Regions from separate parts of the Homo sapiens genome. Here region 2 is linked to region 1. Evidence: chromatin loops called from intact Hi-C (ENCODE). Cell type or tissue: ascending aorta. All regions are shown on one strand.

Evidence for each region. Peaks named below come from ENCODE experiments on the same cell type or tissue, not always from the same donor. Only the 100,000 strongest peaks of a DNase experiment are listed, where the experiment ranks them.
Region 2: it touches region 1 in a loop (14-fold over the local background); 51 of 110 quality-filtered maps call a loop at or near these places.

What each region holds. Positions count from the first base shown.
Region 1 is chr3:70,063,286-70,065,785 of GRCh38, forward strand. SAMMSON (survival associated mitochondrial melanoma specific oncogenic non-coding RNA) reads left to right here. Exons shown (of 5, transcript NR_190186.1): 4 at 1,961-2,033. Among named protein-coding and RNA genes, the nearest start is that of SAMMSON, 65 kb to the left of the region's middle. In ascending aorta, a CTCF peak has its summit at 1,089 (motif pointing right); a DNase peak (open chromatin) is centred at 1,116; H3K27ac peaks cover 2,344 bases.
Region 2 is chr3:70,357,960-70,360,459 of GRCh38, forward strand. It overlaps a transcript of SAMMSON not described here. Among named protein-coding and RNA genes, the nearest start is that of MDFIC2, 47 kb to the left of the region's middle. In ascending aorta, a CTCF peak has its summit at 1,209 (motif pointing left); no DNase peak of the experiment used is centred here.

The sequences.
Region 1 (2,500 bases):
ATATCTTTAGACCCACCTGCAACTTTGTGAATATTTTGGTCTTTTTCCAGCCTGCTTTTCAAATCCCATTTCCTGTGATGCCTTCTGAACCGCTTAGCTCTCCAACCCCATTGGATTCCTTGCTCTTGCTTGAAGATGCAGCACATATTCCCAGTGGCAGCAGCCCTAGGTGTTCTGGGAGGCTAGCCCTTCTTGAGATCCCCATCAGCTTCTCTTCTTTTAGGTAGGATCCGTGTGCCTCCTCTGCAAACATAGCTGCAAAGAATTACATCTTTGAGCAGCCCTTCCCCCGCAAACAGATTTTCATCTGAAGTCCCTCCTACAGAGAAATTCTAGAGCTGCCACTGCATATCCCTGTCTCCATCTTTGCTGACTTTGTTTCCTTCCCCCAGAAACTCCTTTCTGTGAATCAAATCCTTATCACAGGAGACAGTACAGGAGAGTGGTTCAGAGCATGAGTTATGGTGTCCAGGTAACTGGAGCTTGAGTCTTAACCTTTTACACTCCCTTGCTGGGTTACCCATCAGCAAAATTCAGCTGTTTAATGAAGGCAATATTTGTAAAGGGCTTAGCACAGTGCCTGGCATATCTTAAGTATCATTAGCATCAGCATCATCATTCTTCATCATAATTTAAGGGCCACTGTCTACAGTAAATCTTTTCCTACAAGGTCAGTCCTCAGATCTCACCTCCTAATTCCTATTGCACTTCTTGTCTGGGCTATTCAGAATACATCCACTTTACATTTCATGATTATATGACTAGGTTGTAAGCTCTCAGAGGGCTGGAACCATGTCTTACCCTTCTGTGGGTCCAGTTCTAAGTGCCAGATCTATACATGGCTTTCCACAAATATCTGTGGGATAAAAAATTATTTGAGACTGTGAATGAAGCACAAAGCTGTATTAAAACAGAGTTCCAGTGCCTTGTCATTTAATCAGAAGGAAAATGCCCTGTGTTTCTGTCTATTGTGCTGTCTTAAAATAGGAATAATGAAATATACCAAGTACGTACTAATTTGGCAGTCATTCTCAGAAATCTGGGACTTTACACTTTAATTAAGCACTTGTAGTTAAGCGTTTGGCCAGAAGATGGTGCAGTGTTCAAGGGATCCTTCTCTCTCAAAGTCAAAACTGATTTTCAAGGAATAATATTGCAATCCGACCAAGTCTATAAAGAAATGGGAGAAAGTGATGCCAGTTCAGCTTTGACACCATCCTAGGGCTTAGCAAGTGTCATGCTTTCATGTAGTTTCTTCCTTCCTACTGCCTAGCATAATGAGCTGGAGGACTCTTCTAATTAGCTAAATATTATTGTACATCAGAGTGGGGCCATGCTTCCTGTACATTCTTATTTGGGTTTTGCCAGCCAAGGGAAGAAAGCTGTTAGAGGCAGGAGCAGATGTAAGGAAGGCACAAAACATGCCAAGAAGTCATGGCGCGTCTTTGCTATTGGATGAGTCATTTTACTTCTCATGTTTTTATTCTGATATTAGTAGGAATTCTTCAAGTCAATATGTCTTACTGGAAAAATCTTTTGTGTGTGGTGTGTGTATGCATGGCGTGTGTACAGTGTGTATGTCAAAGTTTTCTCTACCCCTGAAAAAGTTATATAAATAGGATTTGATTGCTAAAATATCCAACGTAAAATGCAGACTGACATAATCTTCTCATTATTATTATCTTTAATGCAATGTAATGTACTGAGCCAGAAAAATAATACTGCAGTTTGATTTCAGATGTGCTGTTTACATTGGTTGGAAACTAATTTAAAGAAGAAGACTCAAAGTTGGTGCTGATCAGCCATCTTTTATCAAGTTTGTGTATCATACACTTGTTCCATTTTTTTATTTTTTTTGCTATGTAAAGTCTTCTGAAAATTGAAAACTAATTTATTATCATGTAGTTATTAGCACAATCACAAAAGAGGTCACTGGTCTTTCCTTTAATTTCTGTCACAGGCTGCAGGCCGTATTATGCTAAATCAAGGATACGGGGAGATAATTAACATAGCAACTCTGGCAATTTTAATAGGTGAGTGATGAACATTTAGAGTTTGGCTTCGAAATCCATGTCTTAATTACCACCCGCCTGCGTGCAGTGACGAGGATGGGGCTCTAGCACACCTATTACAGATACAGTCTGTTGGGCCAAAGTTTTCATGAGTTGTCCATAAAACTATTATTAGATTGAGAGACTTCAAGGCAAGAAAGAAAGAAAAGTGCTTTGTGTTTTGTTTTTTTTAGAAAAAAAAATGTGAGAAATCTGAAGCCATTCCAATGTGTGCCTCTTTCAGAAGTATCCACTCTACTGCAAGAGTTCTCCCTGGGGGGCTGTTGTCCTCTGTGGGACATATGGTACCGTCTAGAGACATTTTTGGTTGTCACATCTGGGGGAGGATGCTATTTGCATCTCGTGGGTAGAAGCCAGGGATCCTGCTAAACCTCCTACAATGCACAGCACAGCCACCCCCACAACACACACACAATAAAAAATTGGCC
Region 2 (2,500 bases), 290 kb after region 1:
TGTGTTTTGTTGTACTACTTCTCTTAAGATTAAGTACCAGAAGGTCTGGTGTATCTGTGGTGTACTTGAGTCAGTTCGTACAGTTCCCAAGAAATGACTGTTAAATTTGCAGTGGTTTTGTGAGCCAATTGTTAAACATAGCCATTATCAAAAAATAAAGTATATTGACTTATAATACATAAATTACCTTAAAAAACAAAAGTAATACGTATTTGAAACTTACTGTTTCCTAATTATTTTACTACATTTTTGCCATTATCTTTACTTTTGTGACTATGTCCACTCTATCTGTAGGTTGGGAACATGACCTAATGGTGTGCTACCATGCAGCTCTTTCCAGCTCCATGTTCAGTGACTTCATATTGGTAAGTTGAAATCTACTATGGCATGAGTATTTACACTACAGAAATTGGCAAAAGCTATGATTTAGTGCTTTTTCCTCCTGAAAAGCTGGCCATTTAATATTTACCAGCATATGGCACGGTATAAGAGTTAAAGGAATGGAACTTCCATATCTCTGGCCAGGTGATCCCTAGTGCAATGCTTCTGGTTGTTGGCTCATGGAAGGCCTCTTTGAAAAGAAACAGATGGCAAGTAATTGAGAGCTCATTGGCCAGAAGTGGCATATAGGAGTTGTTAGTCATGTTAGAAATGAGCATTCTGTGGATTGGAAGCTCCACCTGTCATCTCCTAAATAGGGGTAGAAAATATATCTTCTGTTTTTTTTTCTTGTGAAAACTGAAGCCAACTTACTTTTGTTTATTGCATTGCTTTGTAGTTAAAATGTATTTATTTCAATAATTTCCTGGCAAGAAGTATTATTCTTCAAAAGTTTGATTACTTTCTTCAATGATGTGAACTTATTCTTAAAATCCATATAATGTAAAAGAAGCCAAAGTAGAGAGTGATGAAAATGTCAGTTGTCGTAACAGAATTTATGGCTTTGGTTTTAATACTAGGAGTGTTTTGCAAATATCTTGTCTCTTATCTTGTGCACACAGTGGCTCTTATTCAGCTGAGAGAGAGGTTAAGTGAGAAATGAGTTGGCTCGCCAAGGATAGATTTGTTCCACCCACCCCCAGCCCCCAACACACATATACACTCACACACACATACTCTGATGTTAATTTGATTTGAAAAAATATCAGAAAACATCATCATCAATTTCTCCTCTTGCAAAAATGATTATTCTTGCTTGACTGCCCTCTGCTGGAATTCCTGAAATACACACTTTGCCTCTACTTACAGGGACAAGTTGTAGGTGGTATGTAACTTAATGTGAGCAATCTTTTCAAGACGTAGTATGTGAAGAAGCCCAAGTACTCAAGAATAGAAATAAAACTGAGTTAAGCATTAAATGCTGTGGTCAAGTGTTGATTTAATTAACCATGAAAAATAGCCAGGTTTTGAATGGATCAAAGAAAACAATTATACCTAATGGGTGAACTGAAAACAATTGACTATTACTGAAAAAGAAGAATGCTTTAATTAAACTAAAAGTTATATCTAATGTTAAATGAGGTGGTTAGAAAAGCTCCACAAAAAAGCTGCTTAACTGCTGAGTATAATATGAGAGATCAGAAAGAGCGCTTAAATGTTTGTAATAAAAAATGCCACCTTATTAAAATTGTATCACTATTATTTTAAACTATCGCGAGCCTTTTCTCTGTTCTGTAGCTAAGCCGTCACACTTAAGACTATTCATTTACTTGTTTAAAATATTTAGATTTTTCATTTATTGCTGATAACAATTTATTGCTTATTGCTGATACAGAGATAGTGCTTTTTTCTACTTAATTAGATTATTTTTTGTTTTATTTAGAGAGAATTATTTTAGAGATAATAATGATTGCAATATCTCAGACCTTTATAATGTACTAGGTTAGCATATACTTTTCTCCATACTTGTAAGGCTCTCTGGAGTTAGAAGAATGCAGAGCAGTTGTCAAGCAGGTTGAGTTGGTGGCGAATTGGTGCTGTGAGACTCACACTTGAAGAGTATCACGGTGGAATATTTTTTACTATAAAGATCAAATCCTTCATCTGAGGAATTTGAGCTAGTAAATGGAACAGACTTCCGTCGGCGCATTTGCTGATCAAAGTCTAACCCTTTATTTTATTCACCATCTCCTTTTTATGTCATTGTCTATGTAAGAAATGAACAAGGGGATTAGAGAAGAAGGGAGGGAGGGGGAAGATAAAGAAAAGCCAAAGATTTAATAGAAAGGAGAAGAGCAAAAGATCTCCCGCCACCATTTTGTTTCATTCTTATGCCTCATATGGATTAAAACATGTAAAATTAAACTAGTAAAGTGCCAAGTTTTCCTAATTCAAGACACGGATTCTGCATCATTGAACGTTACAACTTAAGTATACAATAAGGACGGGACCTTCTTAGAAACAATGTTAAGTGGTTATGGACATTAATTCTTTTGCAGTAAAAGCTGATAACTATACAAGTAAGTCACTTTTCCTATTGTAAAAATGACTGTTATATGTT